2 separate regions of the Homo sapiens genome follow, and region 1 is linked to region 2. Evidence: chromatin loops called from intact Hi-C (ENCODE). Cell type or tissue: B cell. All regions are shown on one strand. Each heading gives the region's core, and the rest is flanking DNA. Links, peaks and the distances in the headings are about the cores only.

The links. A loop is a pair of places that touch in the nucleus more often than their neighbours do. Peaks named below come from ENCODE experiments on the same cell type or tissue, not always from the same donor. Only the 100,000 strongest peaks of a DNase experiment are listed, where the experiment ranks them.
Region 1: it touches region 2 in a loop (15-fold over the local background); 52 of 110 quality-filtered maps call a loop at or near these places.

Annotation. Positions count from the first base shown.
Region 1 is chr1:26,670,305-26,686,601 of GRCh38, forward strand. No RefSeq gene overlaps it. Among named protein-coding and RNA genes, the nearest start is that of ARID1A, 18 kb to the right of the region's middle. RefSeq lists an enhancer at 7,637-7,686. In B cell, for the core only: CTCF peaks have their summits at 7,312 (motif pointing left) and 7,515; a DNase peak (open chromatin) is centred at 7,347; H3K4me3 peaks cover 597 bases; H3K27ac peaks cover 379 bases.
Region 2 is chr1:26,594,548-26,610,844 of GRCh38, forward strand. LOC124904769 (U7 small nuclear RNA) reads right to left here and starts at 7,885; the gene lies at 7,822-7,885. In B cell, for the core only: CTCF peaks have their summits at 7,997 (motif pointing right) and 8,207; a DNase peak (open chromatin) is centred at 8,004.

The DNA of each region.
Region 1 (16,297 bases), core at 4,209-12,208, 76 kb after region 2:
ATACACATTTTTCTGTGGATACATGTTTTTATTTTTGTAGAAATACCTCGAAGTGGAATTGCTGGGTCATAGTGTAACTCTGCTTTTAACTTTTCGGGGTATTGCCAAACTGTTTTCCAAAATGCCGCACCATGTTACATTACTACCAACAATGTATAAGGGTTCCAAATTCTCCACATCTTCATCAACACGTCTTTCTTGATTGTTGGTGGGGTTTCTTTGTTTTGTTTTTGTTTTTGAGACAGGCTGGAGTGCAGTGGTGTGATCACAGCTCCCTGTAGCCTAGAACTTCCTGGCTGAAATGATCCTCCCACCTGAGCCTCTTGAGTAGCTGGGACCACAGGTGTGCGCCACCACATCTGACTTTTTTAAAACTTGTTTTTGTAGAGATGGGGTCTCCCTATGTTGTGCAGGCTGGTCTCAAACTCCTGAGTTCAATTGATCCTCCCGCTTTAGCCTCCCAAAGTACTGGGATTACAGTGCGAGCCACCATGCCCAGCCAACACTTTTTATTAAAGGTTCAACATCCCTAATCTGAAATTCCGAAATCTGAAATTATCCAAAATGTGAAACTTTTTGAGCACTGACATGACACCACAAGTGGAAAATTTCATACCTGACCTTATATGATGGGCCACTGTCAAAATGCAGGTACACAACATACAGCATCCCCAAGGGAAAAATAAAATTCGCTTCAGGCTATGTTTATAAGGTGTATATGAAACATAAGTGAATTTCATGTTTAAAAATTCCAAAACATTTCTGGTCCCAAGCATTTCCAATAGGAAATTTTCAACATGTTTCTGCTGTCTTTTTTTTTTTTTTTTTTTTTTTTTTGAGACAGGGTCTTACTCTATCATCCAGGCTGGAGTGCACTCTCACCACTCTTGGCCTGTAAAGCCTAAAGCCTAAAATATTTACTATCTGCTTTTTTTTTTTTTTTAACTCACATGTATGTTTACACACACACATACAGTCTTTCTCTGTCGCCCAGGCTGGGGTGCAGTGGTGTGATCTTGGCTCACTATAACCTCTGCTTCCCAGGTTCAAGTGATTCTCCTGCCTCAGCCTCCCAAATAGCTGGCATTACAGGCACCTGCCACCATGCCTGGCTAATTTTTGTATTTTCAGTAGAGACACGGTTTCACTATGTTAGCCAGGCTGGTCTCGAACTCCTGACCTCAGATGATCCATCCGCCTCGCCTCCCAAAGTGCTGGGATTACAGGCGTGAGCCACCCTGCCTGGCCACTATCTGCTTCTCTTTTTTTTGAGTAGTCTTGCTCTGTTGCCCAGGCTGGAGTGCAGTGGTGCAATCTCGGCTCACTGTAACCTCTGTCTCCCGGGTTCAAGCGATTGTCCTGCCTCAGCCTCCCTAGTAGCTGGGATTACAGGTGCACACCACCATACTCGGCTAATTTTTGTATTTTTTGTAGAGACGGGGTTTTGCCAGGCTGGTCTCGAACTCCTGACCTCAGGTGATCTGCCTGCCTCAGCCTCCCAAAGTGCTGGGATTACATATCTGCTTCTTTATTTAAAAAATGTGCTGACCCCAGGTTTAGAGGAGTTAGAGATTGCTTCCTAAAGGGGTGATATTTAAGATGAGACATGGGGACACCATAGGAGCACTTCTGAAAAAGGTGCAGCATGAGAAAAGGTATGAAGAGATATGTTAGTAACATCCTAGAGAGGAATCATTCATTGAAGTAAAAACTGCACTAGGTTAACCCCACTCTCCATCACTGCAGCTTACAACTACAGGACCTGAAGCAACAAGACACTGACAGGAAAACACGAGACACAGCATCAAGATGGTAGCACAGCTCACGGCCCACATCCCCACTCCCCTCCTCCTCACACAAAGGCCCAAAGCAAATCTTTGCATGATCACTTATTACCGTTTGTAAACGTTTAGTTAACTGAGTTTTGACCACAACTGAGTTTTGGTTCCAACTTTGATGGGGCAGAGGGCCTGAAGAAAGGATGAGCTGGCCACGCGCAGTGGCTCATGCCTGTAATCCCAACACTTTCGGAGGCCGAAGCAGGCGGATCACCTGAGGTTGGGAGTTTGAGACCAGCCTGACCAACATGGAGAAACCCCGTCTCTACTAAAAATACAAAATTAGCCAGGTGTGGTGGCACATGCCTATGATCCCAGCTACTCGGGAGGCTGAGACAGGAGAATCACTTGAACCAGGGAGGCAGAGGTTGCAGTAAGCCGAGATCGCTCCATTGCACTTCAGCCTGGACAACAAGAGCGAAACTCTGTCTCAAAAAAATATACATATTTTTAGTAGAGACAGGGTCTCACCATGTTGGCCAGGCTGGTTTCAAACTCCTGACCTCAAGTGATCCACCTGCCTCGGCCTCCCAAAGTGCTAGGGTTATAGGTGTGAGCCACCACACCCGGCTGGACACTCAATTTTAAATGATGTTACATTTTAAAAATTGGGTACATTGGTTTTGGGGGTTTGCTTGAGACAGGGTCTCTCTGTCGCCCAGACAGGAGTGCAGCATCAAGATCTCAGCTCACTGCAACCTCTGACTCCTGGGCTCAAGCAATCCTCCCACTGGCTGACGCCACCACACTGGGCTAATTTTTTAAGTTCCTTTTTTTTTTTTGTAGAGACAGGGTCTCACTATATTGCCCAGGCTGTTCCTAAACTCCCTGGCTCAAGTGATCCTCCCACCTTCTCCCTTCAAAGTGCTAGGATTACAGGTATGAGCCACCACACCCCACCGGGTACGTTGGTTTTAGTTTTGTTGGTTTTATTTATTTATTTAATTTATTTGTATTATTACTATTTTTTGAGATGGAGTCTCGCTCTGTTGCCCAGGCTGGAGTGCAGTGGCTCGATTTCGGCTCACCACAACCTCCGCCTCCTGGGTTCAGGCCATTCTCCTGCCTCAGCCTCCTGAGTAGCTGGGACTACAGGCATGTGTCACCATGCCTGGGTAATTTTTGTGTTTTTAGTAGAGACGGGGTTTCTACATGTTGGTTGGGCTGGTCTCAAACTCCCGACCTCAGGTGATCTGCCCACCTTGGCCTCTTAAAGTGCTGGGATTACAGGCGTGAGCCACCACGCCTGGCCTATGTTGTTATTAACTTAAAGCTGAAATAACTTAAAACTACAAATTGGGTCTTTTTTATGTCAGAAAAACAAACAAAAACCCACTGTGTTTGGAAGGCTCCCTGTAATCTATAAGAAGATCTTTAAATCTTACCAGGTTTCTAAATTATTTTCTCTTCTTCCTTTCTTTCCTTCTTTCTTTCTTTCTTTCTTTCTTTCTTTCTTTCTTTCTTTCTTTCCTTCTTTTTTGTTGTTGTTGTTGTTGACAGATTCTCGTTCTTGTTGCCCAGGCTGCAGTGCAGTGGTGCAATCTTGGCTCACTGCAACCTCCGCCTCCTGGGTTCAAGTGATTCTCCTGCCTCAGCCTCCTAAGTAGCTGGGATTACAGGCGCCCGCCACCATGCCCAGCTAATTTTTGTATTTTTAGTAGAGAGGGGGTTTCGCTATGTTGGCAGGGCTGGTCTCGAACTCCTGATCTCAAGTGATCTGCCTGCCTCGGCCTCCCAAAGTGTTGGGATTACAGGTGTGAGCCACTGCGCCACACCTTTTCCTGGTTTTAAATGATCCTCTCACCTTGGTCTCCCAAAGTGCTGGGATTACAGGGTTGAGCCACCCTGTCCAGCTATTTAGATTTAGGATTGAAAGGACTAATGGTCTGAAATCAGAAATTAGGAGGACCTAAAAAGAATAGAACCAATGGAGAACTTTTTTTTGGGACAGAGTCACTCTGTTGCCCATGCTGGAGTGCAGTGGCAGGATCTCAGCTCACTGCAACCTGCGCCTCCCAAGCTCAAGCGATTCTTATGCATCAGCCTCCCAAGTAGCTGGGACTACAGGTGCACGCCACCACACCCATTACGCCCAGCTTATTTTTGTATTTTTGTAGAGACGAGGTTTTGTCATGTTGCCCAGGCTGGTTTGGAACTCCTGGGCTCAAGGTAATCACCCTGCTTGGCCTCCCAAAGTGCTGGGATTACACCATGAGCCACCACACCCAGCCAATCAAAGGAGAAGGTTGGTAGAAAAAGTTGTATCTAGCTAAATTATATAAGCAAAAAAGTACTATGTTGGCCAGGCGCAGTGGCTCTCACCTGTAATCCCAGCACTTTGGGAGGCCGAGGTGGCTGGATCGCTTGAGGCCAGGTGTTGGAGACCAGCGTGGGCAACATGGCAAAACCTCGTCTCTACAAAAAATAGAAAAAATTAGCCAGGTGTAGTGGTGCACAACTGTAGTCCCAGCTACTTGGGAGGCTGAGGCAGGAGGATCGCCTGTGTCCAGGAGGCGGAGATGGCAGCGAGTTGAGATCGTGCCATTGCACTCCAGCCTGGGTGACAGAAATAAAACCCTGTCTCAAAAAAGACAACAATGACAAAAAGAAAAGGACTATGTTAACGTCTCAATTTTCTATAGAAGGTAATTTATCCAACAATCTAGGGTATCAGTAGGGGAATTGAGAATACTAGAGCAATTTAAAAAGACCATTGAACTGCTTGAAAAGCTAATACTATTCACTTCCAGGAAAGACTGTCAGATTCAAAGCCTATTTGCTCTTACTTTACACACAATGCTAATAAATTTTGTTACCTAGTTTCCTAGGACACAGATTAGGAAGAGAATTGCTAAAGCCAGGCACCCAGGAAGTAGCAAGTGGTATTATCTAATATCTTAACAAAGGATGGGATAAAACAGAAAGAAAATTATTGGAAGGACATAAAAGAACTCAAAATCACACTAGCCTCGGATCATTTTGGGTAGGGCAAAAAGCATAGCATATTTTAATATTTCTCAGAGATGCATTACTTTGGAGTTTCATTCTGAATGCTAATAATGACCAAGAAAATAAGAAGAGTTTAAATTATATTTGCTATACATTTCAAGAAGGCAGGGATCTATTTTATTTAAAATAAATTTTCATTAAAGTCATATTTTAAAACATTTTATACTGAAAGGGATTAGTTTTAATTATTTAGAAAATGAATTCAGGCTTTTCACATTATCCAAAGGTGTCAGATAAATGAAGCCTTAATGAATTATAATAGCAAAGTCAGAGTAAATACATACCTGTTTACATTGACATATCTTCTAAATGTGTCTTTAGATCTGGTTGGCTGCTTTGACCCCCAAGGAAGAGAGAATAAATAATGCATTTCCCTACAAGCTGATTAACAGTAAAAGTTAAAAAGATCCCATTGATATGCTCAGCCCCTCGGAAGACAAAATGAGTAGAAAATAGGAAAGGCATGTCATACTTTGTTCTGAGTTCTCAAGGATTAAGGAATGGTCATACAAACCAACCCACAATGTAATGTTTATACTGTTAAATAATACAAAACTATATAAATTAACAAAGATTATATATGAAAACAATTCTGTGGCTTATGCATTATATATATATATATATATATATATATGACATTGCTTAGAAATTGTTTAGAACTACAGCACACATATATGGCATTGCTTAGAACTATAGCATACATATATGCTAGAGTTTAAGTGTTTAAAAGGCTGGGCGCGGTGGCTCACGCCTGAAATCCCAGCACTTTGGGAGGCCGAGGCGGGCGGATCACGAGGTCAGGAAATCGAGATCATCCTGGCTAACATGGTGAAACCCTGTCTCTACTAAAAATACAAAAAATTAGCTGGGCGTGGTGGTGGGTGCCTGTAGTCCCAGCTACTTGGGAGGCTGAGGCAGAAGAATGGCGTGAACCCTGGAAGGCAGAGCTTGCAGTGAGCCGAGATCGCGCCACTGCACTCCAGCCTGGGTGACAGAGCGAGACTTTGTCTCAAAAAAAAAAAAAAAAAGTTTAAGAATTTAATAAGGTCATGAAATCCATTAATGGTATGGTTATCACTTTGGGATGCTTCTGAGGCTCTCAGGGAGTTATTGGAAGGTCAAAGTAAGATGAAGGCAGAAGATTCTGTGAGGCTATCAGCCAAGACCACCTGAGCCCATCTGCTTTTCTTCTGTTTTTTGTTTTGTTTTGTTTTGTATTTTGAGACTGAGTCTCACTCTGTCGCCCAGGCTTGAGTGGAGTGGCACGATCTCGGCTCACTGAAACCTCCACCTCCCAGGTTCAAGTGATTCTCCTGCCTCAGCCTTCCCAGTAGCTGGGATTACAGGCGCCCGCCACCACCTCCAGTTAACATTTGTATTTTTAATTGAGACGGGGTTTCACCATTTCAACCAGGCTGGTCTCAAACTCCTGATCTCAAATGATCAGCCTGCCTCAGCCTCCCAAAGTGCTGGGATTACAGGTGTGAGCCACTACACCCAGTCCATCTGCTTTTCTTCTTTGCTGTCTAAGACAGCAAGGTGTTTCTTGCCTGTTTTACTTAGGGGTAACAGGACTCATCAAGACACACTGAGGGACTCAGCCAAGCACACCACAGGTCTTAGGGCTGCAGTCTACTGTTACATTTCCCTACCTAGAAGCTAAACCCCATGGGAGCTGGAACCTTGTCTGTCTTGTGTATAGCACAAGGCTAGCATGTGGTAGTATACAAACATTTCTTGAATAAATATCATAGAGTGGCAATGAGAGTCTGAGGTAGATAAGTGCCTGCAGCCTTAATTTGGAAAGATTTTCCCAGGAATAAGAGCTTGAAGTGGAGATATACGGTCTACTCAGGGAGTTCAGGGTCGTGCATGATAATCTGTAATGGAACTATGCACCCCAGAATGAACTTTGACAAGGTCCCAGATTCAGGCATGAACATTTAGGGAAAGTATTTTAATTACTATGCTAGTTTTTCTTTGGGACTGATAATTTAAGTGTGTTTCTTAAAAATTTGTGTTTGGGTAGCTTTATTTATTCAGGAAGAACATCTTTATTTTTTTGGAAAACAGAAAACCTTTTCCTTGTTTTGCCATTCAGCAGGGCAGAATGTTTAGACTGATTCTTTTTTATAGAAGTAACTTAAGCATACCCAAATGTCTAAGTATACAGTTGTACCCCTTGACGTGACAAGAGAAAACAATCCAGGTGGAAATGAACAGTGAGAGACGTGTAGGTTCCCTATTCTTTGAGGAGTAACATAGGGAAATGAAAGTGAACTGAAGAGAGGAAGAAAAGTGGAAGCTGAAGAAACAGCCAAGATAATCAGGAAGAGAGATTTAAAATCACGCTCCTCTTGAGCTCCATGTGCATTTGCGCTTGCTTCTTTCTCTGCCTCTTGGTTGTTTCAAGGTACCAGGCATGAGTTCCCACACAGCACACCCTCGACCTCTCCTGGTCACACTCTGTCATGAGTCACAACCTTGATTGTGAACACAGCAAAGAGCAGGGCTCTCAGGGAGGAAGACAGTGCCTGATCCAGTGTCCACTACTTCAAGAAATGGGCATAAGGTGGCAGCACTGGTAGCACCTGCAGGTGTCTTGGAGAGGAAGCTTGGCCAAGGGCCAGCTGCACTTGAGCTGCTAAGTCCCAGGGAGAAAATGGAAAAAAAGAACTCTGCTAAAGTCCTCCTTACTAGAGTAGTCAGTAACGGGAGGAGAAAGGCTTCTCGTAGGGGAACGACGGTAGTCAGGAACTCCACTGGGAGGAGTGGGTGAGAGGGTCACATTGCTGTCTGGCACCCACACATCTGTTGGAAGAATGCTACCACTTATGAGAAAGGATTGAGACAGGTGAACAACATGGATGAAACTTGAAAACAGTATGCTAAATGAAAGAAACCAGTCACAAAAGACTGCATATTATATGACTCCATTTTTAAAAAATGTCCATGAATACACAAATCTGTAGAAATGGAAAGTAGATATTTTTCTTTCTTTTCTTTTCTTTTTTTTTTTTTTTTTTTTGAGATGGAATCTTACTCTGTTACCCACGCTGGAGTGCAGTCTTGCGATCTCTGCCCATTGCAACCTCTACCTCTTGGGTTCGTGCAATTCTCCTGCCTCAACCTCCCAAGTAATCGAGATTACAGGTGCCTGCCACTAGACCTGGCTAATTTTTGTATTTTCAGTAGAGATGGGGTTTCACCATGTTGGCCGGGCTAGTCTCAAACTTCTGACTTCAGGTGATCTGCCCACCTCGGCCTCCCAAAGTGCTGGGATTACAGGTGTAAGCCATCACCCCTGGCGTACAGAAAGTAGATTAATGGTTGCCTAGGGCTTGAAGCTGGGGAGAATGGGGAGAGGAGGCTAAAGGGTATGGAGTTTCTTTTCAGGATGATGAGATGTTCTAAAATTGATTGTGGTGATGGTTGCATAACTCTGAATATGCTGAAACCATTGAATTGTACAATTTGATGGGTGAATTGTAATTATATTTCAAAGCTGTCATAAAAAATGACTGATGAACATTTATTTAAAAATCAGACAGTAAAGGTTATAATGTGAGTGCATTCTTACCATCTTTCCCCTCCCTGGTCCTATGAATGTGGATGGCCACAATGGGAGTAAGAGGCATCCCTCTTCGTGGAACCACCCATCTTTTTTTTTTTTTTTGAGACAGGGTCTCGCTTTTTTATTCTAGGCTTACTATAGCTTTTACCTCCTGGAATCAAGGGATCTCCCACCTTAGCCTCCTTAGTAACTGGAAGGGAACCACCCATCCTTGAGACAGTGCCTCTCAGCCGGGCGCCATGGCCCACGCCTGTAATCCCAGCCCTTTGGGAGGCCGAGGTGGGCAGATCACGAGGTCAGGAGATTGAGACCATCCTGGCTAATACGGTGAAACCCCGTCTCTACTAAAAATACAAAAAATTAGTTGGGCGTGGTGGCGGGCACCTGTGATCCCAGCTACTTGGAAGGCTGAGGCAGGAGAATGGCGTGAACCCGGGAGGCAGAGGTTGCAGCGAACAGAGATCACACAATTGCACTCCAGCCTGGTGACAGAGTGAGACTCTGTCTCAAAAAAAAAAAAAAAAAAGACCGTGCCTCTCAAACTATTTTATTTTAGAGACCAGGTCTCTATATAACTGTTGGCCAGAGTAGTCTTAAACTCCTGGCCTCAAGCAATCCTTCTGCCTTGACCTCCAAAAGCACTGGAATTACAAGCATGAGCCATCACACCTGGCCAGGCTTCAAACTTTAATTTGCAGAAAAATAACCTGGAATATTGTCAAAATGCAGATTCTGTTTCAGAAGGTCTGAAGTGGGGCCTGAGATTGTGCATTTCTAAGATGCTCCAAGGTGAGGTTTAAACTGCTAATCCTAGGATCACACTCAGAAATGAGAAGCTCTAAGAGACCCAAAGAAATTATATTCTTTGATTGGGATCAGTACACACACACACACACACACACACACACACACACACACACACACAGATGCTTCTACTAACAGTTAATATTAGTACCTTGAAAAAGTACATTTCTAACATTATTGGATTTATTGCACATTTTTATTGAAAACCTCAGAATTCAGAATTTATAAGAGAGCTGAGTTTGAATCCTGACTCCATCATTTACCAGTATTGTAACCTTAAATTACATAATCTATATGAGCCTCAGTTTCTTTGCTTATATAGGACATAATAATGCCTCTTATTGGATTTTTGTGAGTATTAGAGACTATATAGCACACACATAATAGTCACTTGTGAGATAGCTTCTATTATTATTATTATTATTATTATTTGAGACAGGGTCTTGCTCTGTCACTCAGGCTGGAGTGCAATGGTGCAATCATAGCTCACTGTAACCTCGAACTCCTGGGCTCAAGCAGTTCTGCCTCAGTCTCCCCAGTAGCTGGTTCTGCAGGCATGAACCACCATGCTGGGCAAATTTTTTTACTGTGGAGATTAAGTCTGGCTATGTTGCCCAGGCTGGTCTCAAACTCTTGGCCTCAAGCAATCCCCCTGCCTTGGCCTCCCAAATTGCTGGGATTATAGGCACGAGCCACCATGCCTGGCCCAAGATAGCATCTATCAATGTGGCAAAATTTGTGTGAGATGAAGGATCTACCACACTTTCGTTTTCATGTTTATATTACTCCATATTTTCTTTTAAATCTTCTAAATCTCCCAAATCTTCAAATTTTGGTTCTGTAAGAGATGCTTCCCTAAGATATTTTTTCTTCTTTCATTTGAAGACATCACTGTCGTTTAGACCTCTAGTAATATCTATATGGAATATAATTTTTTTCTTTTGTTGAGATGGCATCTTGCTCTGTTACCCAGGCTGGAGTGCAGTGGCAGGATCTGGGCTCACTGCAACCTCTGCCTTCCAGGTTCAAATGATTCTCCTGCCTGAGCCTCCCAAGTAGGTGGGATTACAGGGGCCCATGACCACGCCCGGCTAATTTTTGTATTTTTAGTAGAGATAGGGTTTCTTCATGTTAGCCAGGCTGGTCTTGAACTCCTGATCTAAGGTGATCTGCCCACCTCGGCCTCCCAAAGTGCTGGGATTGCAGGCATGAGCCATCACATCCAGCCTGTATCATTTGGAAGCGATGTATTATTTGGAACCAATCCAAATAAAAGACAACACACACCTATGTGTGGGTGCAGTGGCTCATGCCTGTAATCCCAACACATTGAGAGGGTGAGGCAAGCAGATCACTTGAGGTCAGGAGTTCAAGACCAGCTTGGGCAACATGGCAAAACCCTGTCTCTACAAAACATACAAAAATTAGTCAGGCATGGTGATGTGTGCCTGTAGTTCCAGCTGCTCCAGAGGCTGGGGTGGTAGGAGCACTTGAACCCAGGATGTTGAGGCTACAGTGAGCCAATATCATGTCACTGCACTCCAGCTCGGGCAACAGAGTGAGACCCTGTCTCAAAAAAAAAATAAAAATAAAAATAAAAAAAAGGGCCCAGCTGTAATCCCAGCACTTTGGGAGGCTAAGGCAGGTGGATCACCTGAGGTCAAGACGAGCCTGGCCAACATGGGGAAACCCCATCTCGACTCAAAATGCAAAATTTAGCCAGGCGTGGTGGTGTGCGTCTATAATCCCAGCTCCTCAGGAGGCGGTGGCAAGAGAATCACTTGAACCTGGGAGGTAGAGGTTGCAGTGAGCTGAGATCATGGCACTGCACTCCAGCCTGGGCAACAGAGCAAGAGTCTGTCTCTAAATAAATAAATAAATAAATAAAGTGATTCAAAGTAAAAGCTTAGGCTGTGTGCAGTGGCTCATGCCTGTAACCCCAGCACTTTGGGAGGCCGAGGCAGGTGGATCACTTGAGATCAGGAGCTTGAGACCAGCCTGGCCAACATGGTGAAACCCCGTCTCTACTAAAAATACAAAAAAATTAGTTGGGCGCGGTGGCACCTGCCTGTAGTCCCAGCTACTCAGGAGGCTGAGGCAGGAGAATCACTTGAACTCGGGAGGCAGAGGTTGCAGTGAGCCAAGATTGTGCCATTGCACTCCAGCCTAGGCAACAGAGTGAAACCCTGTCTCAAAAAAAAAAAAAAAAAAAAAACAAAGTAAAAGTTTAGAATATTCAGTAAGGATCCAGTTGCAGTGGCTCACACCTCTAAGCAGGAGGATTGCTTGAGCTCAAGAGTTTGAGACCATCCTGGGTAACATAGTGAGACCCCATCTCTACAAAAAAACAAACAGAAAAATTAGCCCAGTGTGGTGGTGTGCTCCTGTAGTCACAGCTACTTGGGAGGCTGAGGTGGGAGGATCACTTGAACCCAGGAGGTCGAAGCTGCAGTGAGCCATGATCACACCATTGCATTCCAGTCACTGCACTGCAGCCTAGGTGAAAAAACGGGACCCGTCTTAAAAAAAAAAAAAAAAAAAAAAAAAAAAGGCCAGGCACAGTGGCTCACACCTGTAATCCCAGAACTTTGGGAGGCCGAGGCAGGCAGATCATGAGGTCAAGAGATTGAGACCATCTTGGCCAGCATGGAGAAACCCCGTCTCTACTAAAAATACAAAGAAAAAAAAAAATTAGCTGGGCGTGGTGGCACTCGCCTGTAGTCCCAGCTACTCGGGAGGCTGAGGCAGGAGAATCACTTGAACCCGGGAGGCGGAGGTTGCAGTGAGCCAAGATCATGCCATTGCACTCCAGCCTGGACAACAGAGAGAGACTCTATCTCAAAAGCAAAACAAAACAAAACAAACAAACAAAAAACAAAACAAAAAAAGAAAGAAAGAAAGAAGGAAGGAAGGGAGGGAGGGAGGGAGGAAGGAAGGAAAGAAAGAAAAAGAAATTCAAAAAGGAATTTTGGTCTCTGATTTTTAAGTGTAAAGCTGAAATAATTCAACAAAATTTATTTTTATTTTTGTTACAAATTCTTTCATACTTAGTTACATCATTGTGGTTTGTGGCCTCTGTTGTTTTCCTTTTCCTTTACAGGTACACCAGGCAAGTTCTCCTAATGCCTGGCCCTCAGGGAAGCTTATAGAGTGAGGCAATTTGGAAAACCCTGTTTTGGAACTGAGTTGCTCCTCAATAGCTCCCCATGGAAGAAGGATTCCTAGTACTGTACATCACTGGCACACAACTTGGTCTGGAGTGAGGACTGTGGCTTCCTTCTTGAGGCACTCTGACCCAGGAGATTCACAGACTGGAGCACCAGGTGATCACCCAGGCACCTTGTCCTCCCATGTAATACTTGAGCTAGTCTCCTCTGAGTGTTATAATGACAGACCCAAGAGGCTGCCCAATTTGTTTGCTTTCATTTTGTTTTTATATTCTTTCAACTTTTAGGCTGACCTTATCTCCCTGATTTTCCTCGTCTAGGGAAGAAAATGTGACATATACTGTCACAGGCAAGTTTCTAGCACACCATACCATGTTAGTGAAATGTGCTTCTTCCTTTTTTTTTTTTTTTTTTTTTGAGATGGAGTCCTGCTTTGTCACCGAGGCTGGAGTGCAATGGCCTGATCTCAGCTCACTGCAAACTCCACCTCCCAGGTTCAAGCTATTCTCCTGCCTCAGCCTCCTGAGTAGCTGGGACTACAGGTGCGCTCCACCATGCCTAGCTAATTTTTTAGTAGAGATGGGGTTTCACCATGTTAGCCAGGATGATCCACCCGCCTCAGCCTCCCAAAGTGCTGGGATTACAGGGGCGAGCCACCATGCCCAGCCTGCTTCTTCCTTTTTTCAATTTTTTTTTTTTTTTTTTTGGAGACGAGTCTCACTCTGTTGCCCAGGCTGGAGTGCAGTGGCACAATCTCAGTTCACTGCAACCTCTGCCTCCTGGGCTCAAGTGATCCTCCTGCCTCAGCCTCCTGAGTAGCTGGGACTACAGGCACATGCCACCATGCCTGGCTAATTTTTGTATTTTTGATACAGACGGGTTTTTTCACCATGTTGCCCAGGCTGGTCTCGAACTCCTGGACTCAAGTGATCCTACACCGTCAGCCTCCCAAAGTGCTGGGATTACAGGTGTGAGCCACCATGCTGGACCTTGCTTTTTCCTTTTAAAATAATTTTTCAATATACTTTTATAAATTTGACCTCTTGCCAACAACTTTCTATTACTGTGTACCCAGCACTACCCATATGAATGCCTAAGCAGTATAGAACTTAAGAATTTGTTTTCTTCTCTTTTCTAAATTATTAGGAGTCTAATGCTGTCAACTGGTAAATGTTTTGAGTTTAAGGTAAACATCACATAGTTAACAAATACTTTTACAAATGCTATAACAGACAATTGGGTTTGGGGCCAGGCATGGTGGCTCACACTTCCAATCCCAGCACTTTGGGAGGCTCAGGCGGGCGGGTCGCTTGAGCCCAGGAGTTCGAGGCCAGCCAGGGCAACAGGGCAAAAACCTGTCTCCACCAAAAATACAAAAATTAGCTGGGCGTGGTGGTGTACACCTGTAGTCCCAGCTACTAGGAGGCTGAAGTGAGAGGATCGCTTGAGCCCAGGAGTTTGAGGCCAGCCAGGGCAACATGGCAAAAACCCATCTCCAGCAAAAATACAAAAGTTAGCCAGGTGTGGTGGTGTACACTTGTAGTCCCAGCTACTAGGAGGCTGAGGTGGGAGGGTTGCTGAGCCCAGGAGGTAGAGCCTTCAGTGAGCTGAGATCACGCCACTGCACTCCAGCCTAGGTGACAGAGTGAGACCCCATGTCAATTTAAAAAAAAAAAGAAAAAAAAAAAGAAATAAAAAGAAAATTGAGTTTGGAGATGCCATTTTTTAAAAACTTTTTTTTTTTTTTTGAGATAGAGTCCCTCTCTATCACCCAGGCTGGAGGGCAGTGGCGCAATCTTGGCTCACTGCAACTCCACCTCCCGAGTTCAAGTGATTCTCCTGCCTCAGCCTCCCAAGTAGCTGGGACTACAGGCGCATGACACCACACCCGGCTAATTTTTGTATTTTTGGGAGAGATGGGTTTTGCCGTGTTTGCCAGGCTGGTCTTGAACTCCTGACCTCACGTGATCCTCCCACCTCGGCCTCCCAAGTGCTGGGATTACAGGCATGAGCCACTGCGCCTGCCCTAAAATCTTTTTTTTTTTTAAATAGAGAATTCTGTTGAACACATATTTTCAAACTTGAAAAATAAAACAAGGGGTCTACATAGTCAATGCAGCTTTGAATATTTAAAATTTCTTCAGGTAACTGTTCTGCTTTGTGTCGCTGCTAGGTGAGGCACTCAAAAAGGCTGAACTGAAGGAACGAACTAGCTGAAAGGGACAGCCACACTTTCATGGAGTGAGGAAGTGCTGGTTGCCAGTCTGGGACTTCCCAGGTCACTAATTTTGAAACCCACCAAACACTGATCTAATGATCAAATTCTAGTCTTTCAGTAGCAAGGATTGAAAGATTGGAAGACTTTATTCTGTTTCCTCATTGGAAGACTTTATTCTGTTTCCTCACCTAGCACCAGGATTCTGTTGGGGAGTTCCAATGAAAGGGACTCTAAGTGGGGCTTGCTCTTTCCTTTCTCATCTGTCCAATTAAGGAAATTATTTGATTTGGCGCATCTTAGCCATTCATTTTGGTGGACAGATGTTTCTCTTGCTACAAAGACCAAGGACCATTCTAAACCCAGACTTAGCTGAATCAGTAGAACAAATATCTTATGATTCCACATAGCTGCCTTAGGAGCACTGGGTTTCAAAACCATGCAGGAATCCTTGGCATGAGCACTGTTATGTACAGGAGCCTGAGTTTGAGAGCATACGGTGTGGTATAAATTTTACATTGTGTACATTTTTGTGCTATTTAGTCCAAGTATAATCACCCAGTGTGAGAGCCTAAGTGACCCTGAGACAAAAAAAAAAAAAAAAGGAAAAGTCCCAGCGCAGTGGCTCATGCCTGTGATTCCCAGAACTTTGGGAGGCCAAGGCAGGCGGATCATGAGGTCAGGAGTTTGAGAGAAGCCTGGCCAACATGGTGAAACCCCATCTCTACTAAAAATACAAAAATTAGCCGGGCACGGTGGAGGTTGCAGTGAGCCGAGATCGCGCCACTGCACTCCAGCCTGGGCAACGGAGCAAAACTCCCTCTCAAAAAAAAAAAAGAAAGAAAAACAAAAAAGAGAAGAGCGAGAAGGAAAGGGAAGAGCAGAAGAAAAGGATAAGTTACTTTAATTATCTTATCCTCTACAAGAAAAAAATGACTAATGTGTGAACCTGAGTATCAGAGTAGTAATAATGTTGATATTAATACCTTTGATAATTATACCAGTGACCTCAAAGTACAAAAAAAACCTCATTATTTTCCTTGTACTCACCAAAACCTCTTTAAGTTCCCATAAAATAGGAGTTGCCATGTCTTCAGTTTTTCCTTGTTTTTCTTCTCTTTGTTCATGGGCTTTCTTGGAAAATGAGGGTTTTGTTTTGTTTTGTTTTGTTTTCAGACTGAGTCTTGCTGTGTCACCCTGGCTGGAGTGCAGTGGTGCGATCTTGCCTCACTGCAACCTCCTCCTCCCGGGTTCAAACAATTCTCATGCCTCAGCCTCCCAAATAGCTGGGATTACAGGTGCCTGCCACCAAGCCCAGCTAATTTTTGTATTTTTAGTAGAGACGGGTGTTCACCATGTTGGCCAGGCTAGTCTTGAACTCCTGACATCAAGTGATCAGCCCGCCTCAGCCTCCCAAAGTGCTGGGATTACAGGTGTGAGCCACCGGGCCTGGCCTGTTTTTGTTTTAAAGATGACATCTCCATGTGTTGCCCAGGAGTGTGGTAGCTATTCACAGGCACAATTATAGCGAACTGTAGCCTTGGATTCCAGGCCCCAGGAAATACTCCCACCTCAGCCTCCCGAGTAGCCACTGTACCTGACAAAATGAGGGATCTTGATCTGAGTGCTAGGAACTTATAAACAAATATTGAATCCAACAGGCTTGTACTATTTTGGAGGTATGTTTTTC
Region 2 (16,297 bases), core at 3,771-11,770:
AGCCTCCCGAGTAGCTGGGATTACAGGCATGCACCACCACACCCAGCTAATTTTTGTATTTTTAGTAGAGATAGGGTTTCTCCATGTTGATCAGGCTGGTCTCAAACTCCCAACCTCAGGTGATCCGCCCGCCTCAGCCTCCCAAAGTGCTGGGAATTACAGGCATGAGCCACTGCGCCCAGCCTGTTTTGCGGTTTTTTGTTTTGTTTTGTTTTTTTGTTGAGACTGAGTCTTGCTCTGTCACTCATGCTGGAGTGCAGTAGCTCTATCTTGGCTTACTACACCTCTGCCTCCCAGGCTGAAGTGATCCTACTGCCTCAGCCTTCTAAGTAGCTGGGATTACAGGTACCTGCCACTACGCCCGGCTTATTTTTATATTTTTAGTAGAGATGGGATTTCACTATGTTGGGCAGGCTGGTCTTGAACTTCTGACCTCAAGTGATCTGCTTGTCTCAGCCTTCCAAAGTGCTGGGATTACAGGCATGAGCCATCGCACCCGGGCCCTCATGCCCCTTTGAGTCTGAGCTTTTCCATCTCCAAAGTGCAGCTTAGTTGTAAGGATGTATGGTGTTAGCTTAGCTTGGGGACTGGCACACAGAAAGCACTGGGGAAATGAAGCTTATATTACTGCAAACATACAGCTGGGTAGTTAAGTATACATGCCCTAAAGCCAGACTGACTGGGTTCAAACCTTATTCATTTCCTTGGGCAAGTTATTCAAAGTCTCTGGGAATCAACTTCTCCATCTGTAAAATGGGAATGATTATATGGTACCTACCTCAAAGGGCTATTAGGATTAAAAGAGTTAATATGTGGCTCTTCTCCCTTTAAGACCAGCCCTGCCCCTGCCCCTGCCCCTGCCCCTGCCCCTGCCCCTGCCCCTGCCTCTGCCTCTGCCTCTGCCTCTCCCCTCTCCCCTCTCCCCTCTCCCTCTCGGTCTCCCTCTCCCTCTCTTTCCACGGTCTCCCTCTGATGCCGAGCCGAAGCTGGACTGTACTGCTGCCATCTCGGCTCACTGCAACCTCCCTGCCTGATTCTCCTGCCTCAGCCTGCCGAGTGCCTGCGATTGCAGGCACGCGCCACCACGCCTGACTGGTTTTCGTACTTTTTTGGTGGAGACGGGGTTTCGCTGTGTTGGCCGGGCTGGTCTCCAGCTCCTAACCGCGAGTGATCCGCCAGCCTTGGCCTCCCGAGGTGCCGGGATTGCAGACGGAGTCTGGTTCACTCAGTGCTCAATGGTGCCCAGGCTGGAGTGCAGTGGCGTGATCTCAGCTCGCTACAACCTCCATCTCCCAGCCGCCTGCCTTGGCCTCCCAAAGTGCCGAGATTGCAGCCTCTGCCCGGCCACCACCCCGTCTGGGAAGTGAGGAGCGTCTCTGCCTGGCCGCCCATCGTCTGGGATGTGAGGAGCCCCTCTGCCTGGCTGCCCAGTCTGGAAAGTGAGGAGCGTCTCTGACCGGCCGCCATCCCATCTAGGAAGTGAGGAGCGCCTCTTCCCGGCAGCCATCCCATCTGGGAAGTGAGGAGCGTCTCTGCCCGGCCGCCCATCGTCTGAGATGTGGGGAGCGCCTCTGCCCCGCCGCCCCGTCTGGGATGTGAGGAGCGCCTCTGCCCGGCCGCGACCCCGTCTGGGAGGTGAGGAGCGTCTCTGCCCAGCCGCCCCATCTGAGAAGTGAGGAGCCCCTCCGCCCGGCAGCCGCCCCGTCTGAGAAGTGAGGAGTCCCTCTGCCCGGCAGCCACCCCGTCTGGGAAGTGAGGAGCGTCTCCGCCCGGCAGCCGCCCCGTCCGGGAGGGAGGTGGGGGGGTCAGCCCCCCGCCCGGCCAGCCGCCCCGTCCGGGAGGGAGGTGGGGGGGTCAGCCCCCCGTCCGGGAGGGAGGTGGGGGCGGTCAGCCCCCCGCCCGGCCAGCCACCCTGTCCGGGAGGTGAGGGGCGCCTCTGCCCAGCCGCCCCTACTGGGAAGTGAGGAGCCCCTCTGCCTGGCCAGCCACCCCGTCCAGGAGGGAGGTGGGGGAGTCAGCCCCCCACCCGGCCAGCCGCCCCGTCCGGGAGGGAGGTGGGGGGGTCAGCCCCCCGCCCGGCCAGCCACCCCGTCCAGGAGGGAGGTGGGGTGAGCCCCCCGCCCAGCCAGCCGCCCCGTCCGGGAGGTGAGGGGCGCCTCTGCCCAGCCGCCCCTACTGGGAAGTGAGGAGCCCCTCTGCCGGGCCAGCCACCCCGTCCGGGAGGGAGGTGGGGGGATCAACACCCCGCCCGGCCAGCCGCCCCGTCCGGGAGGGAGGTGGGGGGGTCAGCCCCCGCCCGGCCAGCCAGCCCGTCCGGGAGGGAGGTGGGGGGGTCAGCCCCCCGCCCGGCCAGCCGCCCCGTCCGGGAGGTGAGGGGCGCCTCTGCCCGGCCACCCCTACTAGGAAGTGAGGAGCCCCTCTGCCCAGCCACCACCTCGTCTGGGAGGTGTACCCAACAGCTCATTGAGAACGGGCCATGATGACAATGGCGGTTTTGTGGAACAGAAAGGGGGGAAAGGTGGGGAAAACATTGAGAAATCGGATGGTTGCCGTGTCTGTGTAGAAAGAAGTAGACATGGGAGACTTTTCATTTTGTTCTGTACTAAGATAAATTCTTCTGCCTTGGGATCCTGTTGATCGGTGACCTTACCCCCAACCCTGTGCTCTCTGAAACATGTGCTGTGTCCACTCAGGGTTAAATGGATTAAGGGCGGTGCAAGATGTGCTTTGTTAAACAGATGCTTGAAGGCAGCATGCTCGTTAAGAATCATCACCACTCCCTAATCTCAAGTACCCAGGGACACAAACACTGCGGAAGGCTGCAGGGTCCTCTGCCTAGGAAAACCAGAGACCTTTGTTCACTTGTTTATCTGCCAACCTTCCCTCCACTATTGTCCTATGACCCTGCCAAATCCCCCTCTGCGAGAAACACCCAAGAATGATCAATAAAAAAAATAAAAATTAAAAAAAAAGTTAATATGTGTGAAAATATTTCTTCTTTTTCATAAGTAATTGAATGATTTTTGCTCTATTTTTTGAAATTTTGAAAATATTCATTAGCACCTTCTCTGACATGTAGGGATTTGGAACTCCAACTTGGGAGCTTCTGAATTAAGTGTAGTTTCTCAGTGGTCTCCTTGCAAATTTGGTACTATTAGGTCTCTGATGAAAGCGGTAATGGTAATTCTCAGAGTCACCACAAGAGGGAATAGAAATTTACTCTTGTGGCTTGTGAGGACAATTCAATTATATTTCTGATCTACCCACTTGGAAATAACTATTTGATATCCGAGCAACCAGCCCCTTCTTGGTATGTTAGATCTGGGACTTACACAAATGACTTAGTGTTAGTGTTTTGACTATCCTGAGTCTCTGTGGTTGAGCACTACAACACACATATGAACAAAAGGATTCACAGCCTTTGGAGCATAACCTGTTTACAAGTAGCAGTAGAAGTACTAAAATAATAACAATGGCCAACATTTATTAAGTTAACATGTTTGGCGCTATTCTGTTTTCCATTAACCTATCCTATTATGATAGGTATTCTTATTATCTTATTTCCTCACTTTAAAGGTAAAAATATTGGGGTCTAGAGGTGAGGAAACTTGCCAAAGAAGACATGGCCATTAGAATGATTTATAGTTAATGAAAGGTAATTTCATAGTAGGAGAAAAAAAGAGACTATTTTAATGAAGGTTTTTTTTTTTTGACACAGTCTTACCCTCAAAAAACAATTAAATATATGTACTTTACTCTTAGAGAGTTTGTGTAAATAAACTAGCTTTTGTAAAAGCACCTGACAAGTTCTGACATATAGTAGGAGCTAAGGACACACTTAGTTGGATGCCTCGGGAAACTTGGAAGCCGACCCTGAAACAGGATTTCTCAGTAAGAGATGTTTGTTTGTTTGTTTGGGAGACAGTCTCACTCTGTCACCCAGGCTGGAGTGCAGTAGCACAATCATGACTCTGCAGCCAGACTTAACTCCCAGGTCAATTGATCCTCCTGCCTTAGCCTCCCGAGTAGCCGGGACTGCAGGCATGTGCCACCATGCCCAGCTAATTTTCTTAATTTTTGCAGAGATGAAATCTCACTGTGTTGCTCTGGTTGGTCTTGAACTTCTGGGCTCAAGTGATCCTCACCTTGGCCTTTCAAAGTGCTGGGATTACAGGCATGAGCCATCATGCCCAGCCTTTTTTTTCTCTTTTTTTTTTTGGCGGGGGTGGGGTGGGGGACAGGGTCTTAAGGAAACGCTCCAAGAAGTCAGTAGGGCATAGGAGAAGTTGAGCTGGGAAGGGAAAAAGCAAAAAGCCACGCAAAGGTGAGATTTCAGGCAAAGTCCTCAAGAGAGTAGTTTAATCCCTATTAATCCCTGAAGGAGCTCAAGAGTATAAACTCTACCCAGAGGCAAGAATGCCAGTCTTTCAGACTCCTGCATCTAATCAATCATTTGCTAGAGACCAGGGAATAAGTAAGGAACAAAACCATTCTAGTAACTTGAGGATCTTCCTCTTTTGAAGTGTCGTCTCAGGAGCTGGTTACTGGGAGCAAAAACAAACAGAAGCCAAGGGAGGGTCAGGAGGAACTGGTAGAAGATCTGAGAAGATCTGGGCAGAGCGACAGTATACAGGGTCGTGGTTTTCTCTTCTCAGAAAAACTGGGCTCAAATTCTTGCTTTGCCACTTACCAGCTGTCTGCTGTTTCCCTTTCTTCATCCATAAAGTGGTCACAGTAAATTAATACCTGCCCTTACTTTCTCGCAGGATCAAAAAAGATAAAATGAAACAGTGCAGAGAAAGCCCTTTGAAAGTTAAAATGCTAGGCTGGACGTGGTGGCTCATGCCTGTAATCCCAGTACTTTGGGAGGCCAAGGAGGGCAAATTGCTTGATCCCAAGGGTTCCAGAAGAGCCTGGGCAACACGGCGAAACCCCATCTCTACCAAAAATACAAAAAGTAGCTGGGTGTGGTGGTGGGTGCCTGTAGTTCTAGCTACTCAGGAGGCTGAGGTGGGAGAATTATCTGAGACCGTGAGGTCAAGGCTGTAGTGAGCTATGATTGTGCCACTGCACTCCAGCCTGGGTGACAGAGTGAGACTCTGTCTCAAAAATAAGTAAATTAATTAAATTTAAACAAACAAACAACAAAAAAGTTAAAATGCTAGATAAATTCTACAGGATTTATTCCACAGACATTTACTAAACATCTACTATAAACCAGGCACAGTTCTAGGTGCTGAGATACATAATCTAGTAGGAAACTCATAACCTATTAAGGAGCTTTTTATTCTAGTGAGGGAGACAGAAAAGGAAATAGAAAATTATATGACCTTGGGATAAGTGATGTCATTAAAGTATGTTGGGGAAGGGGAGCCAGTGGCACAAAAGAGGATATGACCAGTTCTATCAGGGGGCAGAAAACCAAGAGAGATTTCCAGAAGAGCTGACATCCAGCTACCTAAAAGATGGGCATGGTTTGTCAGGTATATATGGCCAGAAAGGGTGTTTCTGGCAAGGAAAACAGCACAAGCAAAATCAAAGAGGTATAAAATAACCTGATAAATCAGGGAACTTAAATTCAACCCAAAGGCCTTGAATGTCAGGACTAGGATCTTGAACTTAATCCTACAAGAAAGTGAGAGCCGGCCAGGTGCAGTGGCTCATGGCTGTAATCCCAGCACTTTAATTCGAGACCAGCCTGGCCAACATGGTGAAACCCCATCTCTACTAAAAATACAAAAATTAGCTGGGCATGGTGGCAGGCACCTGTAATCTCAGCTACTCAGGAGGCTGAGGCAGGAGAATCACTTGAACCGGGGAGGCAGAGGATTGCGCCATTGCACATTGCACTCCAGCCTGGGTGACAAGAGCGAGACTCAAAAAAAAAAAAGAAAGAAAGAAAGTGAGAGCCATTGAAGGATTCTGAGCTGGGGAATGGCTTGACCAATTTTGCATTGGAAAATGATTACTCTGACTGGCAGTGGTGTGAACAATGCCCTGGAGAAAGGAAGACCAGATAGGAGACAATTAGAGTGGTAGACAATGAAAAGCCCAGGGGACGCACTCATATGACTTAGATTACTGAGTGGAGAATATGCCTTTTAATAGGATTATAAATCTTATTATTATTTTGCCAAGAGTGAGGGAAAATTAAAGTTTCATATTTTCCCTATTAATCCCAAGGAAGAAACCAGGGATATGGATAAGATTAGGGAGAAACAGCCGGGCACAGTGGCTAACGCCTGTAATCCCAGCACTGTGGGAGACAGAAGTGGGTGGATTACCTGAGGTTAGGAGTTCGAGGCCAGCCTAGCCAACATGTCAAAACCCCGTCTCTACTAAAAATACAAAAAAATCAGCCGGGCGTGGTGGCACGTGCCTGTAATCCCAGCTACTCAGGAGACTGAGACAGGAGAATCACTTGAACCTGGGGGGCAGAGGTTGCAGTGACCCGAGATCGTGCCACTGCACTGCAGCCTGGACTCTGTCTCAAACAAAACAAAACAAACAAACAAACAAAAAAGATTGGGGAAAACCTGTAGACAAAATAAAATATTAATAATAAATCAGGGCTGGGAGCAGTGGCTCACGCCTATAATCCTAGCACTTTGGGAGGCCAAGGCAGGCGGATCACCTGAGGTCAGGAGTTCAAGACCAGCCTGGCCAACATGGTGAAAACTCATCTCTACTAAAAATACAAAAATTAGCCGGGTATGGTGGTGCGTGCCTGTAATCCCAGCTACTCGGGAGGCTGAGGCAGGAGAATCGCTTGAACCCGGGAGGCAGAGGTTGCAGTGAGTCAAGATTGCATCATTGCACTCCAGCCTGGGCAACAGAGCAAGTCTCAAAAAAATAATAATAATAATTTAAAAATTAAAAAAAATCAGCCCAGGCACAGTGGTTCATACCTGTAATCCCAGCACTTTGGGAGACCGAGGCAGAAGGATCACTTGAGCCCCGGAGATCGAGACCAGCCTGGGCAACATAGGGAGACACTATCTCTACAAAAAATACAAAAATTAGCTGAGCATAGTGGTGTAGTCCCAGCTATTTGGGAGGCTGAGGTGGGAGGATCACTTGAGTCTGGGAGGTCAAGGCTGCAGTGAACCATGATCACACCACTGCACTCCAGCTTGGACAACAGAGTGGACTCTGTCTCAACAAAATTTTTTAAATAAAAACAAAAATTAGCTGGTTGGGGTGGCGCACATCTGTGGTCCCAGCTACTTGGGAGGTTGAGGTGGGAGGATCAATTGAGCCCAGGAGTTAGAGGCTGCAGTGAGCCATAATCATGCCACTGTACTCCAACTTGGGCAACAGAGCAAACCCTGTCTCAAAAAAATTAAATAAATAGAAAGTGAGGCCGGGCTTGGTGGCTCATGCCTATAATCCCAGCACTTTGGGAGGCCGAGGCGGGTGGATCACCCGAGGTCATGAGTTCAAGACCAGCCTGGCCAACATAGTGAAATCCCGTCTCTACTAAAACAATAGCTATTATTAATAAATAATAATAATACGAAAATGAGTCTGGCATGGTGGCACATGCCTGTAATCCCAGCTACTCTGGAGGCTGAGGCAGGAGAATCGCTGGAACCCAGGAGGTGGGGGTTGCAGTGAGCCAAGATCACGCCACTGCACTCCAGCCGGGGCAACAGAGCGACACTCCATCTCAAAAAAAAAAAAAAAAAAAGAAAAGAAAGAAAGAAAGAAAGTGAGATCCTTTAAAAAAATTTTTAAAGGAAGATTTTTGTTTTTCCCGTGGGAAGTTTTTCCAGAGAAGAGAACCATCTTCAGTGTTACAGCTCTTTTAGAACTTGTCTAAGAGACAAATTTCAGTGAACACTGGAAAACCTGATAGATAAATTCTAAAAGAGGTGTAACACTGAAAATTTTAACTATACCAATAACCGTAATCAACTGATGGACATCTGGGAGCAAAGCTTTCCAACATTTTGCCTCTTCTTTCTGGTTCTCTGCTGTTGTTTCTCTTTTGAACAGCAGATGGCAGGATAATCCCACAACAGGTGGTCATGATTTAATTTAATTGCAATGAGAAGAAAATTGCTTCTTTTCCCACATGTATTTCTTTCCCGAGATAAACAGTACATAGGGAATCTGCCTCTTTATTGGAAGTAAGATATGTAAGAAGGTAGCTTTTTATCAAGGAACAGCAAGGTAACTAACATAAATTCTGAGCCTTAGATTATTACACTGTGCAAAACCAAGTTTCTGAGAAAGGAGCAAATGGAGGTTGAAAGCCAACTGTTAAAATTCCACATATTCTAGGTTTCCTCAGTTAATAATCATAAAAAGTTTATAGCCAGAAAGTCACAGAGGCCCTTCTGTTGCAATTGTTAGGGTTTAGAGTCAGTGGGAACACCCTTCTCACCCAGGGGATTTTAAAAGCCAATCCCACCTCCTCCCCACAGTCCTCTCCTCTAACGCTCATTTCCCATCGCCTCACAAAATTGCCAGGGTAATTGACTCTTAGATGAGATGAGTTTGACTTTCTACCCTGATTTTGTAACAGAAGTTCTTTTGGTGAGGTTCTTTGTTTGAAAATGCACAATAAAAATGGCTTTAGAATGACTTCAGAGGACTCTTTCTTTTTCTGGTGCCAATAACAGATTCCAAAGCAGCTATTATTCGAGGTGGGTGATAGCATCCCTTGAGTCTGTTTAAGTATCGGTTTTCAAAGTGCCTAGGAACCTGAAATGTCCTGTATGGTATATTTGCAGGTGCATAATTGGCCAAGTGCTCCAGGGGTTATAAAGATTGCCTTCCTGTAGTTGGAATAGACAGATTTAGCCTCTTACTGAAACTGAAGGCTGCAATGTCGATAACAAATCTGATTCTAACTCTCCTGTGTCACTTCAGCCCAAAGGTGCCTTTGTCTCCCAGGAGAAAGAGGTTAGAGGTAAGTGAATGGCCCTTAACCAGAGCCATGTAGAAAACATTGCTAAGGAAGACTTCTGTCCTGAGAGTGGAGGTTTAGGGCTGTTGTGTGTGAAGTAAATTTGCTTTGTTCACAGCCAATCTGACTGAATGCAAGTATTGCTGAGGTGACTGGAGCTGAGCAGCAGCAAACTGCTTTAAAAGCAGCTTTCAGTGGGAAACTTTAAGCATACAATGACTTTATTTTTGTTAAACATAATTCTCCAACCTTGCTTTTTTATTGCACTAACCAAAATAAATCTGGATAAACTTAAAAGGCTGCCTTGATGTCAGTAGGAAAATGGATATTGTCTCTCCCAAAAGTGTTTGAATGGTAGTACATAATCCAGCTACATCCAGATAAGAATACACCTCCGCCTGTAGAAAGCTTTCCTGGAACGGAATATCACCAAGAGTATTCACTTTGGGGCTTGATGGTTCCAGCCCGTCTTACTAAAACTTCTAAAGAAATAGTTTGCCTGCTCTTTCACTCCTCCATTTGTAGTTAATACTTATGTGTACTTAGTGGTGTTCTGAACTCGTTTTATTTCTCAAGGCCTCTGGCATTTGATGATACCTGTGTAGCAGGAGCTTTCATCATACCAAACACAGGGTGGTGTTTAGTGGAGAAGGGGCCAGGAGAGGAAAAAAGCCTAGGCTTTTTCCTAAGTTACTTAACTTGGGAAACCAATGGGCTCCTTTTAAGATTAAATGTGTCTTTAAAATACCAGGATCTTCAGTTATGAAGATATGGGCAAAACTGCTTCCCCCAGACAAACCTGAGGTGGGGGATGTAGGTGTCACATTCAAATCAAAAAGGTGCCTCTCGACAGGAAAGATTTAATCAGCTCTCCTTCCCAGGATCGGCTGCCAGGTTTGAACATTTACTTGTCTGAGTTCCAGGCAGGAGACACTGCTAATTATGGGAGCAATTCCCATGGCTACAGAAAAGAACTGTCTGAGCTGGGGAGTCAAAGCTCTGATCAAGAGGGGACTGAGAGGAAAAAAGCCCCCAGCATTCTCAGAGGAAATTCTGGAGTTGACAAGATACATGCCTTCTCTGCAGGAATGCCCCCTATGTCTGGCATTTGAAGATCTAGAAACATCCTTCCCTTCACCTTCCTAACTTACGTGTTAAGAATCCCTTTGTTTGACAAATAGAATTTTCAAAGCAGTTTCTTTCGTTCAAACACTACGTGATTAAGTTTGTTTTGGAAAAAAACACAGAATGAGGACTTTACTAAGAGTGATTCTCACAAATGATGGTACCTGAAAAGAGGCAAACTTGGCCATCAGGGCAGCCAAAATGGCACAAGCATTTGGAACTTGTTGCCTTATCCTTGGCAAAAACACCACTGGATCCTTTCCGCTCTACGTAAAGTAAGCTGTGGCAAAGTTTACTTTTCTTGTGGCACAAAATCTAGACTCACAGTGAGCTTCTTCACCATTAGCTTCAATTTATATTCTGCCTCTCTTCTTTGTCCATTATTCAGGGCACCTGCTCTCTGTCCCTCCCCCACTCCTCCAGCTGTCTGTCTGTCTCATTTGTGTCAATTAGGAATTCAATACTGCTTGATTTAACTGAATGACTTTCCCTGTACAGAATCTCAACTACAGACAGGGCATCAACCATCACTCCCATTCCCCAGAATAAAAAATTCTGAAAAGCCAAAGGCATGCAAGGATACCTAAGAAAGGAGCAAGAGGTCCTTGCTAGCTATGGCAGTGAGCCTGAGAAAGATGGCAAGACCGCATTTCCTGACACCCAGTTATGTATTTGGTGGCCTACCAAGAGTCAGCATTGCATCCAAGATCATTTGAGTCTACTCTATTTAGTAAAGGTTTTCAAAGAGGATCATAAGACTTAGAAATCAAGAACCAACTGGAAGAAATAAACTTTTTATATCATTTCCTAGTTTACAACATGCTTTCCCATCCTCAGAAGAATGACTTTGTCTTTCTGTTAATTCAGTCATTGAAAACATCGGTCCTATTCTTTAGTCAACTGCCTCTATTCACCTACTATGTGCCAGGCAGTGTTATCAGAGCTGAAAACAGTGTTCTAAGAACAGAAAATAAAATAAAGTTCTTATTCTCATGCAACTTACATTCTAATGGGAAGGATCAAAATAATAAGTAAGTAGACCTATAGTGTATTAAATGATAATGAGGGTATTGAGAATCATAAAGCAGTGTTAAGGGAGATAGAAATTATGGTTTGAGCAGAGTCTTTTTTTTTTTTTTTTTTTTGAGATGGAGTCTCACTCTCTTGCCAGGCTGGAGGGCAATGGTGTGATCTCAGCTCAATGCAACCTCCGACTCCCTGGTTCAAGCAATTCTCCTGCCTCAGCCTCCTGAGTAGCTGGGATTACAGGCACGCGCCACCATGCCCAGCTAATTTTTTGTATTTTTAGTACAGATGGGGTTTCACCATGTTGTCCAGGATGGTCTCGATCTCCTGACCTTGTGATCTGCCCGCCTCGGCCTCCCAAAGTGTTGGGATTACAGGTGTGAGCCACCGCGCCCGGCTGGACAGAGTTTTTTTAGTTTACAAAGGGTAGACAGAAAGAACTCACTGATGAGGTGATTTGAGCTGAGACATAAAAGAAGAGGGAGAACAAGCCATATAAATATGAGGGGGAGGAGCTTGCCAGGCAGAGGGCACAGCAAATGCACAGGTCCTGACACAGGAGTTTCCTTGTTGAAGGAGACCAATTGTAGCTAAATAGAATAAGCCAAGGGAAAGATGTAAGAGAGGTCAGGAAAGTGGGAGTGGAGGGGACAGACTTGTAAGGCCTTGTAAATCATTGTGGGGTCTTTGTTTATTTTGTTTTGTTTTGTTTTAGACAGACTCTCGCTCTTTTGCCCAGGCTGGCTGAAGTGCAGTGGCACAGTCTTGGCTCATTGCAACCTCCGCCTCCCAGGTTCAAGCGATTCTCCTGCCTCAGCCTCCCAAGTAGCTGGGATTACAGGTGTGCACCACCACACTCAGCTAACTTTTATATTTTTAGTAGAGACAGGGTTTCACCATGTTGGCCAGGCTGGTCTTGAACTCCTGGGCTCAAGTGATCTGCCCGCCTTTGCCTCCCAAAGTGCTGGGATTACAGGTGTGAGCCACTGTGCTCGACCTCTCTGTTTTTTATTCTGAGTGAGATGAGAAGCCACTGGAGGGTTTTTAGTAGGGGAAAGACTTATGTTTTATGATATGACATAAAATTATTTAATTTTTTTACAACGGGGTCACCCAGGCTGGAGTGTAGTGGCGCAGTCATAGCTCACTGCAGCCTTGAACTCCTGGGCTCAAGTGATCCTCCTGCCTCAGTCTCCTAAGTAGTTAGGACTACAGGTGTGAACCACTATGCCAGCTAATTTTAAAATTTTTTTGAAGAGATCGGGTTTCACTATGTTGCCCAGGCTGGTCTCAAACTCCTGGCCTCAGGTGATCCTCCTGTCTTGGCCTCCCAAAACACTGGGGTTACAGGCACAGGCCACCACACTCAGCCTCTAAAAAAATTTATGGGTACATAATAGTTGTAAATATGATTTATGTTTTTAAAGGATTATTATGGCTGCTGTGTAGAAAATAGAAGGTAGGAGTGGAAGAGCTGAAGCAGGGAGACCAGTTAGGAGGCAATTGCAGGAATCAAAGCAAGAAATAATGGTGGCTTGGGTCAGGGTGATAGCAGTGCAGGTGGTGACAAGTGGTCATATTTTGGACGTAGAGGTGCCAGGATTTGCTGATGGATATGATGAGGAATATAAGAGAAATAGAGAGGAGTCAAGAATATTGTGAAGCTTTTGGCCCAAGCAAGTATTAGATAATAGTGGAAAGAACAGAGTCCTTGAATCAGAGGCTGTGAGAGACTAAATCTCAATTCCACGGTTTATGGATTGTGTAATCTTGGGCAAGTCACCGAACCTCTCTGAGCATCAGTTTCTTCATCAGTAAGAAACCTTTTGAAATATTGTGGCTCTAGGATCTTCTCAATTCTCTCTTTGTTAACTTACCATTCTCTAATGGCTTCTCACTGTATTTAGAATAAAATACAAACTCCTTTGAGGTCCAAGAAAGCCCTGTATGGACTGGCCTCACCTACCTCTCCAACCTGTCAGCTACATTGAGCTTCTTTTTGTGTTCGTCTGGTAACAAATAGAACCTGGTAACCCAACCCCTGCCCTCCCCTCCCCTCTCCTCTCTTTCTTTCTTTCTTTCTTTCTTTTTTTTTTTTTTTTTTTTTGACAGGGTCTTGCTCCATCACCGAGGCTGAAGTGCAGAAGTGAGATCAGAGATCATGTCACAGCTCACTGCAGCCTTGACCTCCCAGGTTCAAGTGATCCTCCCACTTCAGCCTCCTGAATTGCCGGGACTATAGGCACATGCCACCACACTCAACTAATTAAAAAAAAAAAATTGTAGGCTGGGCACAGTGGTTCATGCCTGTAATCCCAGCACTTCGGGAGGACGAGGAAAGCAGATCACTTGAGGCCAGGAGTTTGAGACCAGCCTGGCCAACATAGTGAAACCCCGTCTCTACTTAAAATACAAAAAATTAGCCAGGTGTGGCAGCTCGCGCCAATAGTTCCAGCTACTCTGGGGCTAAGGCGGGAGAATCGCTTGAACCCAAGAGGCAGAGGCTGCAGTGAGCCGAGATCATGCCACAGAAGTCCAGTCTGAGAGACAGAGCAAGACCCCTCTCAAAAAAAAAAAAAAAAAAAAAAAAAAATATATATATATATATATATATATTTGTAGACACTGGGGGGTCTCCTTATGTTGCCCATTTGAATTCCTGGGCTCAAGTAATCCTCCCACCTTGGCCCCACAAAGTGCTGGGATTACAGGCATGAGCCACTGCACCCGGCCAGAATTTGATAACTTTCCATCTTTTTTTTTTTTTATTTTCAAGAGGGAGTTTCGCTCTTGTTGTCCAGGCTGGAGTATAATGGTGCGATCTCGGCTCACTGCAACCTCTGCCTCCCAGGTCCAGGGGATTTTCCTGCCTCAGCCTCCCGAGTAGCTGGGATTACAGGTGTGTGCCACCATGCCCGGCTAATTTTTGCATTTTTAATAGAGACAGGGTTTCACCATGTTGGTCAGCCTGGTCTCGAACTCCTAACCTCAGGTGATCTACCCTCCTCAGCCTCCCAAAGTGCTGGCATTACAGGCGTGAGGCACCATGCCTAGCCGTAACTTTCCATCTTAAGAACTATCACTGGCTAGGCACTGTGGCTCACACCTGTAATCCCAGCACTTGGGAGGCCAAGGCGGGTGGATCACCAGAGGTCAAGAGTTCGAGACCAGCGTGGCCAACATGGTGAAACTCCGTTTCTACTAAAAATACAAAAATTAGCCGGGTGGATGCGCCTGTAATCCCAGCTACTCGGGAGGCTGAGGCAGGAGAATTGCTTGAACCCAGGAGGTGGAGGTTGTAGTGAGCTGAGATCACACCACTGCACTCCAGCCTGGGCGACCGAGTGAGACTGCGTCTCAAAAACAAACAAACAAACAGAAAATTACACATACTCTCTTCTCTCTGCCTGGAATGACCCTCACCCTGGTGCCTTCTCATCCTGCCAGAAATTTTACTTCCTCAGAGTGGCGTTTCCTGACCATCAATCTTGAAGGAGGTTCATACCATTATTCTCTCTTTCAGGCTTTGTTCTTTTCATTCAGAAAAGTTCATCACAATTTATAATTCTGTTTACCTGTTTACTGTCTGTCTCTTCCTCTAGACTGTAAATTCTATGAAGGCAGGGACCACCATGTGTATATCCAATGCCTAATACAATACTTGGCTCATAGTAGATTATCAATAAATATTTGCTGAAATGCTGAGCGACATATAAGGCTCTTATTGGTATTCTTTTGTTGGTTTGTTTATTTTTTTCATTCCCAGGCTGGAGTACAGTGTTGTGATCACAGCTCACTGCAGCCTCAACTTCCTAGGCTCAAGGGATCCTCCCACCTCAGCCTCCTGAGTAGCTGGGATTACAGGCACATGCCACCACACCTGGCTAATTTTTATTTTTATTTTTTTGTAGAGACAGGGTTTAACTATGTTTTCCAAGCTGGTCTTGAACTCCTGGGCTCAAGTGATTGTCCTGCCTCAGCCTCCCAAAGTGCTGGAATTAGAGGTGTGAGCCACAAGTGCCTGGCCTGGTATTTTTTTTTTTTTTTTTTTTTTTTACTTAAAAAATACCCACAAAACTGGCCGGGCATGGTGGCTCACGCCTGTAATCCCAGCACTTTGGGAGGCCAAAGCAGGTGGATCGCCTGAGCTCGGAGGTTCAAGACCACCCTGGGCAACATGGCGAAATCCCGTCTCTACTAAAATACAAGAAAATTAGCTGGGCATGGTGGCACATGCCTGTAGTCCCAGCTAGTTGGGAGGTTGAGGCGCGAGAATCTCTTGAGCCTCAGAAGTGGAGGTTGTGGTGAGCCAAGATCGCGCCACTGCACGCAGCTTGGGCTACAGAGTGAGATTCCATCTTGAAAAAAAGAAAATTTATTATTATTATTTTTTGTATTTTTAGTAGAGTCGAGGTCTCACCATGTTGGCCAGGCTTGTCTCGACCTCCTGACCTCAGGTGATCTGCCCGCCTCGGCCTCCCAAAGTGCTGGGATTACAGGTGTGAGCCACTGTGCCTGGCCAAAATTTACTTTTTGATATGAAATTTTCAACCAAGACTCATGGGACTTTATATTTTTGATGACTGAGTAGCTTTCAAAGGGAAAATTATGCATTTAGCAATGGTGCTAGAATTAGGTTCAAATTAACAAATTAAAGGTCTTAACCTAGGATCTGAGAAGTATTAAACCAGTTAGGAACTTTGTTTTCCCAGATATGTGCATAGCTTGTTTGCTTCCTCACCCTCTTCTTTACTGTAGTGTCACCTTCTCAGTGAGATCTTCCCTGCCCATTCAATTTAAAATTTAAACCCTCCCCCAACACTCATTTCCATTCTCTGCTTATTTTTCCTCCACAGCACTTATCATTTAACATATATCATTATTTTGTTTATATATCTCTCTCATCACCCCTTTGCTGTCTCTCCCATAATGTAACCTCCATGAATTTTGTTCACTGTTTTATCCCTAGCATATAGGACAATACTTGAGACATAATAGGCACTCAATATTTGCTGAACGAATATAAAGAACACTCATGAGTTTTCTCTTTGAATCTAATAGTGTGAGAATATGGAAAATCCACAATATGGCATTTCAGCAAAACAGTGATGGGACTTTGCAACCCAAATGTTTCTTCTAACAATACCCATAGCAGACCAGCATGTCCACATCTAAATTGCTCAGCTCTGAGAATAATGGAAACTTTTTTAGTCACTGTTTATTCTACTTAGA